Linked DNA regions of Homo sapiens: region 1 is linked to region 2. A link is a loop called in an ENCODE intact Hi-C map of the cell type or tissue named here. Cell type or tissue: OCI-LY7. All regions are shown on one strand. Each heading gives the region's core, and the rest is flanking DNA. Links, peaks and the distances in the headings are about the cores only. Region 1 overlaps PTPRS (protein tyrosine phosphatase receptor type S). Region 2 overlaps PTPRS (protein tyrosine phosphatase receptor type S).

The links. A loop is a pair of places that touch in the nucleus more often than their neighbours do. Peaks named below come from ENCODE experiments on the same cell type or tissue, not always from the same donor. Only the 100,000 strongest peaks of a DNase experiment are listed, where the experiment ranks them.
Region 1: it touches region 2 in a loop (7-fold over the local background); 1 of 110 quality-filtered maps calls a loop at or near these places.

What each region holds. Positions count from the first base shown.
Region 1 is chr19:5,271,869-5,280,214 of GRCh38, reverse strand. PTPRS (protein tyrosine phosphatase receptor type S) reads left to right here. Exons shown (of 38, transcript NM_002850.4): 3 at 5,871-6,016; 4 at 6,632-6,773. It also overlaps the pseudogene RPL32P34. Among named protein-coding and RNA genes, the nearest start is that of PTPRS, 65 kb to the left of the region's middle. In OCI-LY7, for the core only: no CTCF peak of the experiment used is centred there; DNase peaks (open chromatin) are centred at 3,254 and 4,084; H3K4me3 peaks cover 513 bases; H3K27ac peaks cover 3,048 bases.
Region 2 is chr19:5,222,146-5,230,491 of GRCh38, reverse strand. It overlaps PTPRS (protein tyrosine phosphatase receptor type S), which reads left to right. Exons shown (of 38, transcript NM_002850.4): 15 at 808-1,001; 16 at 1,150-1,176; 17 at 4,648-4,765; 18 at 7,195-7,803; 19 at 8,272-8,346. Among named protein-coding and RNA genes, the nearest start is that of PTPRS-AS1, 49 kb to the right of the region's middle. RefSeq lists enhancers at 3,942-4,560, 4,561-5,180. In OCI-LY7, for the core only: CTCF peaks have their summits at 4,141 and 4,344; a DNase peak (open chromatin) is centred at 4,331.

The DNA.
Region 1 (8,346 bases), core at 85-8,084, 50 kb before region 2:
AGCTGGAACTTTCCAGAACTTTTCTGGTCAACCTGTGTGGCCCCTGGACTCACTCTACCCTTTTCTAGCTGGTCGTAGAGGCTCAAAGTCCTAGCGTTGCTCAAGTTTGAGTTGTTAGACCTCAGCCTCTCCTCAGACCCCAAACTTTTACTTAAAACAAAGTTTTGCTCCATTTTTTCTTTAATCAGCTCACTTTTTTATTTAAGCAATTTTATGTTTTAAAATAACTTCAGGCTGGGCGTGGTGGCTCACGCCTGTAATCCCAGCACTTTGGGAGGCCAAGGTGGGTGGATCACGAGGTCAGGAGATCGAGACCATCCTGGCTAACACGGTGAAACCCCGTCTCTACTAAAAATGCAAAAAAATTAGCCAGGCATGGTGGCGGGCGCCTATAGTCCCAGCTACTCGGGAGGCTGAGGCAGGAGAATGGCGTGAATCCGGGAGGTGAAGCTTGCAGTGAGCCGAGATCACGCCACAGCACTCCCGCCTGGGTGACACAGTGAGACTCTGTCTCAAAAAAATAAAAATAAAAATAGATAACTTCAGCTGGGCACGGTGGCTCACACTGCTAATCCCAGAGCTTTGGGAGACCGAGATGGGAGGTTCACTTGAGCCCAGGAGTTCCAGACCAGCCTGGGAAACATAGCGAGACCCTGTCTCTGCAAAAGATTAAAAATTAGCCGCATGTGGTAGCAAGCGCCTGTGGTTCCAATTACTCAGGAGACTGAGGCCAGAGGATCCCTGGAGCCCAGGAGTTTGAGGCTGCAGTGAGCTATGATTGCACCACCGCACTCCAGCCTTGGGTGAGAGTGAGACCCTGTCTCTGTAAAAAAAAATAAGAAGAAGAAGAAAAAATAAAATAAAAATAAAAATAAAAATAACTTCTTCAATTTGTCTTTAGTTCTACATGTAAAAAGGTACCAAAGTGGAAATCTCTGTCCCTGTGTCCAGCCACTTAGCTCCCTGGAGGCAGCACTGTTTCTACACATACATACAATCTTTCCCTTTTTCCTTTTTTCTTTTTTTTTTGAGACAGAGTTTTGGTCTGTTGCCCCGGCTGGAGTGCAGTGGTGCGGTCTGAGCTCACTGCAGCCTCCACCTCCCGGGTTCAAGCGATTCTCCTGCCTCAGCCTCCTGAGTAGCGGGGATTACAGGCATGCACCACCACGCCTGGCTGATTTTTGTATTTTTAGAAGAGACGGGGTTTCACCATGTTGGTCAGGCGGGCCTCAAACTCCTGATCTAGTGAGCCTGCCCCAGCCTCTCAAAGTGCTGGGATTACAGGTATGAGCCACCATGCCCAACCCCTTTTTTCATTTTAAAAAATCGTACAACGGTACCATTTGCGACACTTTATTACCTCTTGCTTATACACACCTCCTCCATTTAATAATATATCTTATTGTTCCTACCCTAGTAGTTTATTTTAAAAAGCATCCTGGCTGGGCAGGGTGGCTCACGCCTGTAATCCCAGCACTTTGGGAGGCTGAGGTGGTTGGATCACCTGAGGCCAAGAGTTTGAGACCAGCCTGGCCAACATGGGGAAACCCTGTCTCTACTAAAAATACAAAAATTAGCCGGGCGTGATGTGTGCCTGTAATCCCAGCTACTTGGGCGGCTGAGGCAGAAGAGTCCACTTGAACCCAGGAGGCGGAGGTTGCAGTGAGCCAAGATCGCGCCCTGCACTTGAGCCTGGGTGACGGAGTGAGACCCTGCCGCAGAAATAAATAAATAAATAAGTAATCAAAAAGCATCTCGAGGTGAGAGGATCGCTTGAGGACAGGAGTTTGAGACCAGCCTGGGCAACATGGCAAAACTCAGTACAAAAATTAGCTGGGCGTGATGGCATGTGACTGTAGTCCCAGTTACTCAGGAGGCTGAGTTGGGAGGATCGCTTGAGCCTGGGAGATTGAGGCTGCAGTGAGGTATGTTCGTGCCATTGCACTCCAGCCTGGGCAGAAGAGCGAGTCCCTGTCTGAAACAAAAAAGCATCCTTTCCCCCACCCCCCACTCCCTTTTTTTTTTTTTTTTGGCAGTTTCTACATTTATTTAAACACAAAACATGCACACGAGCCGTCTACTCATTTTCTTCACTGCGCAGCCTGGCATTGGGGTTGGTGACTCTGACGGCAGCTGGGCGGCCCTTTCCACGTTGGTTTTGCGTTTCTTGGAGGAAACACTGTGAGCGATCTCAGCACAGGGAGATTTGTTGCACATCAGCACTTCCAGCTCCTTGACGCTGGGGACCAGGAACTTCCGGAAGCCACTGGGCAGCATGTGCTTTGTTTTTTGTTGCTCCCGTAACCACTGTTGGGCATCAAGATCTGGCCCTTGAACGTTCTGCGAACCCTGTTGTCAATACCTCTGGGTTTCCCCCAGTTAACGCTTAATTTTGACATATTGGTCTGACTGGTGCCGGATGAACGCCTTGATCCTCTTTTTGACGATCTTGGGCTTCATGAGGAGTCTGAGGGCGGCCATGATGCTGAGGAGGAGACGGCTGCCACCTCCTTAGGCAGCGCCGAGGAAGGGAGGCTTTTCCTCCTTTTTTTTTTTTTTGAGATGGAGTCTCACTCTGTCGCCCAGGCTGGAGTGCGGTGGCGCGATCTCGGCTCACTGCAAGCTTCGCCTCCTGGGTTCACTCCATTCTCCTGCCTCAGCCTCCCGAGTAGCTGGGACTACAGGTGCCTGCCACCTCGCCCAGCTAATTTTTTGTATTTTTAGTAGAGATGGGGTTTTCACCATGTTAGCCAGGATGGTCTCGATCTCCTGACCTCGTGATCCACCCACCTCAGTCTCCCAGAGTGCTGGGATTACAGGCATGAGCCACCGCACCCGGCTTTTTCCCCCTTTTTATACTTATGTAGTATTCTGCTGCATAGATAGCCTGGCATTCACTTGATCAGTTCCTTTTTATTGGATATATAGGCTGCTTCCTAAGGGCTCTTGTAAGTATGTTGCAGCCCTCGGGGAAAAAAAATAAAAAAATTAGCCAGGCGTGGCTGTGGGTACCTGTAGTCCCAGCTACTTGGGAGGCTGAGGCAGGAGAATGGCATGAACCCAGGAGGCAGAGCTTGCCGTGAGCCAAGATCGCGCCACTGCACTCCAGCCTGGGCGACAGAGCGAGACTCAGTCTCTTAAAAAAAAAAAAAAAAAACACAAAACTCAGCAGTAGCTCCATTCATCTTAGGGGATACATTGTAACATTACTGTGTACTGTGACCGGAAATCTAGTGTCCCTCTGGGAGATGCAAAGGTTACTGTAAAAATAGTCGATAAAAAGGAAACAATGTTAATGAATTCTCCACAGATACTGTAGCCTGTCCCAGGTGCAGCTTGATGAGGTTGCTCTAGGATGTTAAAATAGGCATACTCACCTGCCTGGTGGCTCACGCCTGTAATCCCAGCACTTTGGGAGACTGAGGCGGGCGGATCACGAGGTCAGGAGATCGAGACCATCCTGGCTAACACGGTGAAACCCCCATCTCTACTAAAAATACAAAAAAATTAGCTGGGCATGGTGGCGGGCATCTGTAGTCCCAGCTCCTTGGGAGGCTGAGGAAGGAGAATGGTGTGAACCTGGGAGGCGGAGCTTGAAGTGAGCCGAGATCGCACCACTGCACTCCAGCCTGGGCAACAGAGTGAGATTCTGTCTCAAAAAAAACAAAAACAAAAAAAAAACACGTACTCCAGGCCAGGCGCAGTGGCTCACACCTGTAATCCCAGCACTTTGGGAGGCCAAGGTAGGTGGATCACTTGAGGTCAGGAGTTCAAGACCACCCTGGCCAACATGGTGAAACCCCATCTCTACTAAAAATACAAAAATTAGCCAGGCGTGGTGGTGCGTGCCTGTAATCCCAGCTACTTAGGAGTTAGAGGTAGGAGAATCACTTGAACCTGGGAGGCGGAGGTTGCATTGAGCCGAGATGGCACCACTGCACTCTGGCCTGGTGACAGAGCAACACTTCATCTCAAAAAACAAAAACAAAAACAAAAACACTCCTACTCCAGGCTTTATTGCAGAGACTGAATGAATACATCAGATCGTCATGGAGGGTGAAGAATGTGGATGTGAAAGCCAGGCTGGTTCAAAGGAGCACGTTCAGCTCAGCCACCGCCTGGCTGTGCATGTCCAGCCAAAGCAAGTCCCTTGCCTGGTTTGTGTCTCAGTTTCCTCACATGTAAAATGGGGATGGCAGAGCTGGGTATGGTGGTTGACGCCTATAAATCCAGCAGCTTGGGAGGCTGAAGTGGGAGGATTGCTCGAGGCTAGGAGTTTGAGACCAGGCTGGACAACATAGCTACTTGGGAGGCCAAGGTGGGAGGATCACTTGAGGCCAGGAGTTCCAGACCAGCCTGGGCAACATAGTGAGACCCCAGGCTGGTTTTTGTTTTTGTTTTTGTTTTTTGAGACGGAGTCTCACTCTGTCGCCCAGGTTGAAGTGTGGTGCCATGATCTTGGCTCACTGCAGCCTCCATCTCCCAGGTTCAAGCAATTCTTCTGCCTCAGCCTGCCAAGTAGTTGGGATTACAGGTGCCCACCACTATGTCTGGCTAATGTTTGTTTCCTTAGTAGAGACGGGGTTTCACCATGTTGGTCAGGCTGGTCTCGAACTGCTGACCTCAGGTGATCCTCCGGCCTCAGCCTCCCAAAGTGCTGGGGTTACAGATGTGATGGCCTTCACCTGTAGTCCCAGCTACTTGGGAGGCCAAGGTGGGAGGATTGCTTGAGCCTGGGAGGTCTAGGCTGCAGTGAGCCAAGACCGTGCCACTGCACTCCAGCCTGGGTGACAGAGTGAATCCCTATCTCTCAGGAAAAAAAAAAAGAAAAGAAAAAGAAAAGAAGGCTGGGTGCAGCGGCTCATGCCTGTAATCCCAGCACTTTGGGAGGCGAAGGCAGGCAGATCATGAGGTCAGGAGACCGAGACCATCCTGGTTAACATGGTAAAGCCCCATCTCTACTAAAAATACAAAAAGTTAGCCGGGCATGGTGGTGGGCACCTGTAGTCCCAGCTACTCGGGAGGCTGAGGCAGGAGAATCGCTTGAACCTGAGAGGCAGAAGTTGCAGTGAGCCGAGATCACACCACTGTACTCCAGCTTGGGCGACAGAGTGAGACACTGTCTGGAAAAAAAAAAAAAAGAAAAGAAAATGACGATCAGGATGGCACTGCCTCTCCATGCTGTTGGAGAGGTTAAATATTAAATATTACTTCCCCTTTCTGAGCTCCTGCCTCCAGCTCAGAGCACTCTCCTGGGCACTGACCCCTCGTGTCCAGCCACCTCCTGGATGCCTCCCAAGAAGCTGGAGCTCTGGGTTCAAATACTGGCTCTGACCTCATGTCCCATGGTCACCCCCCGCCCCCATGCTGGGTGCCTCAGTTTCCCCACATGTCTCACCAGGAAATTAGACCAAGTTATTCTGGCAAGTGCTTTCAGGGCCCTCCAGGGTTTGGCTGGTCACCATGGAGGGGGGGTTCAGGTGCTGAATTTAGGGACCCCAGCATCTCACAGGTTTCCCCTTCCATCTTTCCCAGTGGCACTGTGTCTGAGCAGGTGTGCCCAGGTGAGGTTGTATCCACTGTGTCTGAGCAGGTGTGCCCAGGTGAGGTTGTATCCACTGTGTGTGAGCAGGTGTGGCTGTTGCAGGTGGAAGTGGGGATATGTGGGCACCTGGGTGCCCATGGGTGCCGTGGTGGGGGGCGAGGTGGGAGGGTGTTTGTTGTCATCCTTGCTTTCCTCCTCCTCTCTTCATTGGCCACATGGCACTTCCGTGGGCAGGGCATGGAATGCAGGTTTTCGTGGCTCCTTGGTATCCTAGCCAGATGCCTGGACCCATCAGCGCCCCCCCTTCTTTCCACTGTATCCCCAGAGCCCCCCAGGTTTATCAAAGAACCCAAGGACCAGATCGGCGTGTCGGGGGGTGTGGCCTCTTTCGTGTGTCAGGCCACGGGTGACCCCAAGCCACGAGTGACCTGGAACAAGAAGGGCAAGAAGGTCAACTCTCAGCGCTTTGAGGTGAGTTGGGGTAGGGGGAGGCAGCCTGGGGTCAATGCTCCCCCAAGGCAGGGCCACAGCACCTCAGCCACAGTGGACTTCGTGGACACGTTCCCCAGGTGGAGCATCATCTGTGGCCAAGCAAGCATGGCTGCGCAGCCTCCAGCCAGGGCCCTGCCCGCCTTACTTGCTCTACCAGCTCCATGCTGTGTGGCCTCAAGCAAAGCCCTGCCCTCTCTGAGTCTTCTTCACAGTGCAGTGTACACAGCACCACTGCACACAGAAGGAACTTTACAACTCTCAATACACGCCCATGATCACACGTGCACATTGACACATTCCGCATGTCTTCACATGCCTTTGCATGCCTGTCACATGGGCTTGCAGACATTTGTCACCCTCACACATGCACACAACACCCTGTTCTTATATGTACCCAAATCTGGTCCCTGTCTGCGGCGCATTTATACTGGACACCGACACACGTGCACATTCAGCCTGCAGCAATTCTCCCAGTCACCCCCAGGATCATGGGGCTGACTGCCATTCCCCTACAGCCCAGCCTAGCCCAGCCTAGACAGGAACCTTCCTGGGACCCCAGCCTCACTCTGTTCTTTTTTCCCCTGCCCATGGCAGACGATTGAGTTTGATGAGAGTGCAGGGGCAGTGCTGAGGATCCAGCCGCTGAGGACACCGCGGGATGAAAACGTGTACGAGTGTGTGGCCCAGAACTCGGTTGGGGAGATCACAGTCCATGCCAAGCTTACTGTCCTCCGAGGTATTGGGCTCCTCAGGGCGGGCGGAGGATAAACTGGGCCCTGGGCTTTGGGGACAAGCACAAAAGGAATACATGAAAGTTACCCCAAACCCTCCTGCTTTGTGTTTTTTGGGAGGACCTTGATCTCCCTTATCCAACCAGTAACAGTCTCAGGGCCCAGCGCCTACTGGTGGGGATTTATTGTGCCTTTGCAAGAAAGAAAGGAATTGAGAGACTAGAATCATCCTAATTTATAATCTTCATCATGTGCTTCTGATGACAAAAGGCTGATCCAACTCAGATGGGTTCAAGCGAGAAAGGTAATTGATGTGCAGAATTAAAATTCCATGGAGTGGCTGGCTTCAGGTTCAGCTGGATCCAGGGGCTCATTGAATTTTCTCAGAGCTCACTCTCTGTCTCTTGGCTTTGTTTCCTTCTGTATTGATGATATCCTTAGTGAGACTTCCCCCACTGCCAATGAACTTGGATCCCATTCCCTTCCCTGAACTAATCACTGTGGCTCAGGAGGAACAAACACTCTGATTGGCTAGACTCCTACCTGGAGCCAAGAGTGAGTGTGGTTCCCCCAAAGGAATAAAGATAAACAGGGTTGGGCATGGTGGCTCACACCTGCAATCCCAGCACTTTGGGAGGCTGAGGTGGGAGGATCACACGTGAGACTAGACTGGGCAACATAGCGAGACCCCATCTCTACAAAAAATAAAGGATGAACGGATGCTAGGTAGGCAGAAACTGCTGCCCCACTTCCCCAGACATTCACACGGGCCTGCAGTGCTGCTTGCTGGTCTTGTTTAGGTGCAATTCTTTTTTTTTTTTTTTTTTTTTTTTTTTTTTTTTTTTTTTTTTGAGACAGTCTTGCTTTGTTGCGCTGGCCAGAGTACAGTGGCATTATCTCAGCTCACTGCAACCTCCACCTCCCAGGTTCAAGCGATTCTCCTGCCTCAGCCTCCCAAGTAGCTGGGATTACAGGCACATGCCACCACGCCCAGCTAATTTTTGTATTTTTAGTAGAGACAGGGTTTCACCATGTTGGCCAGGGTGGTCTCAAACTCCTGACCTCAAGTGATCCGCCTGCCTCAGCCTCCCAAAGTGCTGGGATTACAGGCATAAGCCACTGCATGCAGCCTAAATGCATTTCTTGAACAAGTCGCAAGGGGTTTATAGGGGGCTGTCTGAGTGATGCTGTTTTATAATGAGGAAGCAATTTTGTGAACAAATTTTTGTTCAGCATCATTTCAAACAGCCGCCTACAAACCCTTGCCCAACCACTCTGTGCTGCCTTCTCCACTGCAGTTTGGTCTTAGCACTGGGCCCAGCCTGTGGAGCTCAAGTCCTGGCTGCCACTTGGTTGCTGTGTGACCTAGGGCAGGTTAATGAACTTGTCTGAGCTGCAATTTTCTCATCTCTAAAGTCGGGCTGAGTACAGGGACTCAAACATCTGTAATCCCAGCACTTTGGGAGGCCGAGGCGGGTGAATCACCTGAGGTCAAGGAGTTCAAGACCAGCCTGGCCAACATGGTAAAAGCCCGTCTCTACTAAAAATACAAAAATTAGGTGGGTGAGGTGACGTGCA
Region 2 (8,346 bases), core at 255-8,254:
GTGAGACCCCATCTCTACAAAAACGTATTAGCTGAGCATGGTGGCACAGGCCTGTAGTTGCAGCTACTTGGGAGGCTGAGGTGGGAGGATCGCTTAAGCCCAGGAGTTCAAAGCTGCAGTGAGCCGTGATCCTGCCACTGCATGCCAGCCTAGGTGACAGAGTAAGAGAACCTGTCTCAAAAATATTTCAGCCTCTTGGTCCTGGGAACCTGATTCGTTTTCTGAGCCATTTGCCTTTGTTTCGTTGGACAGCCCCATTATGTCCTAAGCCCAGAGAAGAAATGAAGCAGCTCTTCTTTATGCCAAACCCTGGGGTGGGTGAAAAAGATCCTGAGTGCCAAGTGGGCCACCTGCCTGCTTGGGTATTTAGGAACATACAGCTGGACTGCCTGGTGCAAATCCTGGCTTTGCCTCTTGCTAAGGCTGTGATCACAGAATCAACTCTCTAGGATTCAATTTCCCCAAATGTAAAATGAGAATGACAGGAGACCCTATCTTGCAGGGTTATGATGAGGATGGAAGCAGTGTAGGGTGAAGAAGAGGGTGTCTGGAGGCCCTGGGAAGGTGGTTTAGACTCGGGGGGGGGCAGCCTGGATCCATGGGGCGCACCTTCAGGGGCCCCTCCCAGGGCTGTGGGGGGTGTGCAGGAGGCCATGTCCTCCCGCCCGGTGGTGAGCGCTAAGAGCGCCCAGTTATTCACCGGCAGCCACTCGGCATCCTGGAATCGGACAGTGGCACTGCCCGGGGCAGGGCCGGGCGCCCTGGTAACGGCTCCGCCCGCCCCTCCCCTCCCCTCCCGCCCGCCAGTGCCCAGCGCGCCGCCGCGGAAGGTGGAGGCGGAGGCGCTCAACGCCACGGCCATCCGCGTGCTGTGGCGCTCGCCCGCGCCCGGCCGGCAGCACGGCCAGATCCGCGGCTACCAGGTCCACTACGTGCGCATGGAGGGCGCCGAGGCCCGCGGGCCGCCGCGCATCAAGGACGTCATGCTGGCCGATGCCCAGGTGGGCGGGGGGCCGGGGCGGGGCCGGGGACGGGCTCCGGGCGGGGACGGGCCCTTGCGCTCCCCCCACCTCTGCTTCTCTTTCTCCATCTCTGGCCTCCCCCGCTCACCTTCCTCCTCTCTCCCCTGCCGCCTCCTCCCGCGCTCAGTGGGAGACGGATGACACGGCCGAATATGTAAGTAGCGCCCCTGGCCACCCACCTACTGCTGTGCGCTTCCCGCGGGCCGTGCTGTGCTGTGACTCCTGCACGCCCCTTATCATCAGTAGTAAAACGGTCTCCTCCTCTGGGCCCTCCCATGCGCCCCTCGCTCTCCCATTACCTCTTGGAGCGCCCAGCCTCGATGTTTGCACCAGGGAAATGGGATACTCGGACCACTGTGCGCCCCAGGGGGCAGACCCGAGGGTGGCTTGAGCAACAGGACCTGAGGGTCGTCCCTGAATCCTCTCACCCTGATGGCTCCTGCCATTGGTGGGGCTTAAGCCTCCTGGGTCCTTCTCCTGCCCGTAGTCATTTCTCCTGTGAGTATGTCTCCTCTCCTGTTGACCCAGCCCCACCCTTTACTGTCACTCAATTCAGCCCTGTCTGGCCTAGAAATGCCTCTCTCTGGATATGCTGTCGTCTTCATTCTGGCCCCCGGGTGATGAGAGGTGTCAGCGGGGCCAGAGTGGGGAAGGATGTCTGTGATAGCCTGGTTACAACCCCACAATGCTTTAAACCAGAGAGGAATTGCTGTGTGACTTGGGGCAAGTTGCTACCTCTCTCTGGACTACCTCTCTGCCCCTAAAACGGGAGTACCAGTCTCTGCTGAGAACCCCAGGTCTGACATTAAATTGGCACTGGTCCCTTGGCTGGGCGTGGTGGCTCATGCCTGTAGTCCCAGCACTTTGGGAGGTTGAGGCAGGTGGCTCACCTGAGGTCAGGAGTTCAAGACCAGCCTGGCCAACAGGGCAAAACCCCTTCTCTACTAATAATACGAAACAGCCTGGTGTGGTGGCAGGCACCTGTAATTCCAGCTACTCGGGAGGCTGAGGCAGGAGAATCGTTTGAACCTGGGAGGCAGAGGTTGCAGTGAGCCAAAATGGCACCACTGCGGTCCAGCCTGGTCAGCAGAGGGAGACCCTGTCTCTTTTTTTTTTTTTTTTCTCCAGACGGAGTCTCACACTATCGCCCGGGCTGGAGTACAGTGGCGCCATCTCGGCTCACTGCAACCTCCACCTCCTGGGTTCAAACAATTCTCCTGTCTCAGCCTCCCGAGTGGCTGGGATTACAGGCATGAGCCACTGGTCCTGGCTGATCCTGTCTCTAATAAACAAACAAACAGGCACTGGTCCCACATGCTCTGATGCCTCCCATCTCTCACCCACACTGGATCTAGAGGGAATGTTCCCACCTGGGCTTCAACTCTGCTCTTCTCGCAGAGACCCTGGGAGGGATGGACTGTGAGGCTCAGGGGTAGGAGACCCTGTTTGTGCATCCCCGTCACCCCTCCTTATCCCCTTGGCCTGGGTCTACCCCACAGTTCCCAGGCATGCCGGCCTGTGCTTGGGGGGGTGCGTGTGTGCTTGCAGACATGGGCACACATGATGCTGTGATCGTGTGCACAGGTGTTGTGCAAGTCCGCGTGCCCGGGAGTGTTCTGTGCTGTCATTCATTGGACGAGCACTCACTTATTGAGCACCTACTATGTGCTAGATGCTGAGGATGTGGTGGTGACAAGAGCCCCTCCTCCCTAACAGTCATACTCAGTGAGAGGGATGTTAATCGGAACAAAACACACATCGGCAGGGCATGGTGGCTCACGCCTGTAATCCCAGCACTTTGGGAGGCCAAGACGGGTGGATCAGCTGAAGTCAGGAGTTCGAGACCAACCTGACCAACATGGTGAAACCCTGTCTCTACTAAAAATACAAAACCAGGCGTGGTGGCGCATGCCTGTAATCCTAGCTACTCGGGAGGCTGAGGCAGGAGAATTGCTTGAACTAGGGAGGCAGAGGTTGCAGTGAGCTGAGACCATGCCATTGCACTCCAGCCTGGGCAACAAGAGCGAAACTCTATGTCCAAAAAAAAAAAAAAAAATTGTTACAGCTGTGGTGGGGATGGGGTTTAGACAGTGAAATAAACATTTAAAAATCAGCTCTCAGCCAGGCACAGTGGCTCACGCCTGTAATCCCAGCACTTTGGGAGGCAGAGGCAGGCGGATCACTTGAGCCCAAAGTTTAAGACCAGCCTGGGCAACATGGCAAGATCCCATCTCTACAAAAAATATAAACATCATTAGCCAGGCATGTGGTGGTGCACGTCTGTATTCCCAGCTACTTGGGAGGCTAAGGCGGGAGGATCACTTGAGCTCAGGAGGTCAAGGCTGCAGTGAGCTATGATTACACCCTGCACTCCAGCCTGGGCGACAGGGTGAGACCCTGTCTCAATAAGATAAAAGAGTAAAAATCAGCTCTCTGGGTGGGCAGGAGGGGGCAGTCCTGTTTTGTAGCATTGGACCGTTTCCATGGTGTAAATACTTCCCACCATGTCAATTTCAAGCTACCGGGGAGGTGCCCAGTAGCCCATAATCATGTATTCCTACTCTACAGATGCAATAGACAAGATGATCTCAAAGCAGTAACCATACAGATACCCACAGAGAACAGTAACCCTAGTGAAATAACTAGATTTGCTGTATTTATTGCCTTTGCTTTCAATATAACTTAGTTGATTGTAAGTTTATACAGTTTATTTATTTATTTTTGAGACAGTCTTGCTCTGTCACCCAGGCTGGAGTACAGTGCCACGATGTTGGCTCACTGCAACCTCCGCCTCCTGGGTTCAAGTGATCCTCCTGCCTCAGCCACCCCAGTAGCTGGGACTACAGGCATGTGCCACCACGCCTGGCTTTTTTGCTTTTTTTTTTTTTTTTTGGTATTTTTAGTAGAGACGAAGTTTCACCATGTTGGCCAGGCTGGTCTGGAACTCCTGACCTTAAGTGATCCTCCTGCCTTGGCCTCCCAAAGTGCTGGGATTACAGGCGTCAGCCACTGCGCCCAGCCTCGTACAGTTTAATTTTTAATAACAGCTCTGTTTCATAAGTGGCTCACAAAATTCCTGAAAATTTAACCAGCGGCTCTCATGAGTTGGTACCGGGCACCTCCAGCACACCAGTGGGTGTAGACAGGGGGGAAGGCCAGTGCCAAAGGGCCTGAGGCAGGCTGTGCCTGGTGCATTGGAGGAACAGCAAGGAGAGCCCTTTGTGAGCCACAGGGAAGACTTGGGCTTTGACCCCAAGAGAGGTGGGAGCCATGGAGGGCTGTGGGGAGAGCGGGGACGGACCCTGACTCCAGTGCTCACAGGCGCCCTCTGGCTGCTGTGGGGAGGACAGACTGTCGGGGGTGATGGCAAGGAGTGAGGGGAGCGGAGCAGAGAGGACCGAGTTGGTCCTGGCAAGCGACAATGGGCTCGTCCGGCTGGGTTGTTGCATGTACCCTCTGAGCATGGCCATGCCACGTGTCGTGGTCTCTGCATGAGCTCATGTGCACGTCTCCACCCCTGATCCGGGCCCTGCATCCTCCTTGCTTGTTCTCAGCACGGGGAGTGGGGGTGGGTGGGGCTGCTCCCAGCCCCAGCCGTCGTGCTGACCCCCAGCCGTGCCTGCAGGAGATGGTCATCACAAACTTGCAGCCTGAGACCGCGTACTCCATCACGGTAGCCGCCTACACCATGAAGGGCGATGGCGCTCGCAGCAAACCCAAGGTGGTTGTGACCAAGGGAGCAGGTATGCAACCCGCCCTCCTCCCACCCACCAACAGCCCCTTTGCCCCCACTGGCACCAGAGCGTGACTCCAGAGTCCTTGAGCTCACAAGGGCAGGCAGAGGGTGCACCAGGCAGCTGGAACAGTGAGACAAAGGTGTGAGGGCTGCTCAGGTGGGTGTCCAGGGCCCAGCTTGGCCCCCCCCGCCCCTGCCTCCTCCTTTGTCACTCACTTCCTGTCCCCCCGGCTCCCACCAGACAGAAACAGTTAACAGCCACCTCTGACCCCTTTGCCCTCTCAACCTTTACTTGGGCTGTTCCCTCTGCCAGGATACCCCTTCCCCTGCTGGCTGGCTCCTCTTCTGCCTTTAGGTCTCAGCTCAAGGTACACCTGGCCCTGGAAAGCCTTCCCTGATTGCCTCATCCCATAATCTTGATCCTTCTGGGCCCCCTAGTCTCCTGTGCTTCCCCCATCCAGGCTCTGGTCGCCCCGGCTAGGTTGTTATTTCAGGGTGGTGCACCTGTCTTCCCCTACTGCACCAGGAAGCCACCTTTCTCTTGGTGGCCCTGCCTCAGTTTCCCCTTCTAGCCCCTCCATTGTCCCTTCCATCGTCCCCAAGGGGCTGGCTTTTTTTTCCAGCCAAAATGGAGCTGAATTAAGAAAAAGAGGCTGCCGTGAAGATGTAAGGGGAGGGTACACCGGGCGGAGGGCACAGCCCAGAAAAAGACTTGGGGGGTGGGGCGTGGTGGTGGTGGTGGTGGGCGGAACAAGCTCGGGTGTTTCAGGAACAATCGACTGACTTCTGTGGCCTTCATCCCAGTCCCCACACCCACCCTCTCCTCGGGGACCCTTGTAGCCACACCACTGTGTACCCCACCTTTCAGGCCTCCCAGCTGGACACAGCCCCTGCCCTTGTCCACACTATTCCCTTCACGCACCTTGTCTGCGTCCTCCAGCATCCAGCTCTAACGCCACCTCCTCCAAGCAGCCTCCTGTGATCTCTCCCTCCCTTCTTCTAGCCAGCAGGGCACTTCCCTCCTCTCTCAGGGACATTGTATTAGAGCTGTGTTTGCTAAGCAGAAACCACTGCATACGCTGCTCTCCCCACCACCCTGGGTATTCATAGCAGTCCATTCAAGGCCCTGATAAGTCCTGCAGTAGAGAAGTCCATTTTCATGTATACAGCCCAGCTTTCCCCCTTCTTTGCCTGATCCCAGAACCTCTCTCGGCACATTGATTACTACCCAGGCTGTGCGAAACAAAGAGCAGGGGCGGATTTTGGATTTCTTTATGTCCCATGGGTATTGGTCAGGTGCCTGCATTGAGCAAGGGCCAAATCAACAAGGCAGGAGATGGTTGCCTTATTAATGGAAGGAGGAGGGGTTCTCTGAGTCCTCACTTCCTTGCTGTGCTTTATGCGCCCCTAGCCCAGTGCCGGCTCTACACCTTTGCATGGGCCGTTCCCTCTTCCTGGAGCACGATTCCCCCAGATCTTCTCGTGGTTCCCTCTCTTTCTTCTTTCAAGTCTTTGCTTCTTAAGTGAGGCTTTCTTGAGACCTACTTTTATTTTTAAGACGGAGTCTTGCTCTGTTGCCCGGGCTGGAGTGCAGTGGCACGATCTTGGCTCCCTGCAACCTCTGCCTCCTGGGTTCAAGTGATTTTCCTGCCACAGCCTCCTGAGTAGCTGGGATTACAGGCGTGCACCACCACCCCCGGCTCATTTTTGTATTTTTAGTAGAGACAGGGTTTCACCATGTTGGCCAGGCTGGTCTCGAACTCCTGACCTGAAATGATCTGCCCATCTCAGCCTCCCAAAGTGCTGGGATTACTTACAGATGTGAGCCACCACACCCAGCCTTGAGATCCACTTTTAAAAATCACAACCCCAGGCTGGGCACGGTGGCTCACACCTGTAATCCCAGCACTTTGGGAGGCTGAGGCGGGTGGATCACCTGAGGTCAGGAGTTCAAGACCAGCCTGGCCAATATGGCGAAACCCCATCTCTACTAAAAATACAAAATTACCCAGGCGTGGTGGTGTGTACCTGTAATCCCAGCTGCTCGGGAGGCTGAGGCAGGAGAATCCCTTGAACCCGGGAGGCAGAGCTTGTAGTGAGCCGAGATGGGGCTACTGCACTTCAGCCTGGGCAACAGAGCAAGATTCTGTCTCAAAAAAAAAAAAAAAAAAAATCACAACCGCAGCTGGGTGCAGTGGCCTTATAATCCTAGCACTTTGGGAGGCCGAGGCAGGAAGCTCACTTGAGCCCAGGAGTTCGAGGCTGCAGTGAGCCGTGATCTCACCATTGCACTCCAGGCTGGGCAACAGAGTAAGACCCCCCCCAACTCAAAAAAATGTTATATTGAAGGAAAAGAATTAAAAATACAACCCCACCTTGTGCCTCTGGGCTGGCGGATGGCGCTGGGACCCTGACACCTGCCCCGTATCCCCGCAGTGCTGGGCCGCCCAACCCTGTCGGTGCAGCAGACCCCCGAGGGCAGCCTGCTGGCACGCTGGGAGCCCCCGGCTGGCACCGCGGAGGACCAGGTGCTGGGCTACCGCCTGCAGTTTGGCCGTGAGGACTCGACGCCCCTGGCCACCCTGGAGTTCCCGCCCTCCGAGGACCGCTACACGGCATCAGGCGTGCACAAGGGGGCCACGTATGTGTTCCGGCTTGCGGCCCGGAGCCGCGGCGGCCTGGGCGAGGAGGCAGCCGAGGTCCTGAGCATCCCGGAGGACACGCCCCGTGGCCACCCGCAGATTCTGGAGGCGGCCGGCAACGCCTCGGCCGGGACCGTCCTTCTCCGCTGGCTGCCACCCGTGCCCGCCGAGCGCAACGGGGCCATCGTCAAATACACGGTGGCCGTGCGGGAGGCCGGTGCCCTGGGCCCTGCCCGAGAGACTGAGCTGCCGGCAGCGGCTGAGCCGGGCGCGGAGAACGCGCTCACGCTGCAGGGCCTGAAGCCCGACACGGCCTATGACCTCCAAGTGCGAGCCCACACGCGCCGGGGCCCTGGCCCCTTCAGCCCCCCCGTCCGCTACCGGACGTTCCTGCGGGACCAAGGTAGGCGCGCGGCGACCCCTGCACCAGAGCCGGACCGGGCCTTGCGCCCACCCCCACCCCAGCCCCCTCCCTCTCCCCTGCCCAGGTAAGTGCTCACTTTTCTGCTTCCTCGTGGTCACTCAAGGCAAGTCCGGACCCCGAGGCTCCGGCGTTGGCAAAGGTGGGACGTGCCTCGGTGGCACCACCGCCCCCCACCACTGCCCCCTCCCCTTGCTCCCCTCCCCCCTCTTCCTCCTCCTCCACCTTCTTTCTGCAGCCTCTGCACCCGTGCCGTCTCCCGAAGCAGGGACTTGGGACAGGACAGGGCAGGGCCGGGCCAGGGCCAGGCAGGAAGGCCGTGGGCATGGGCACAGCGGACGACAGGGAGCGCCTGGGCCGCCCCACCCCACCCCGCTTCACGCCACCCAGTGCCAGGCACTCATGGGGCCTCTCTTCTGCTCTCTCCCTGCTCGGCCGCCTCCCCGGCAGTCTCGCCCAAGAACTTCAAGGTGAAAATGATCATGAAGACATCAGTTCTGCTCAGCTGGGAGTTCCCTGACAACT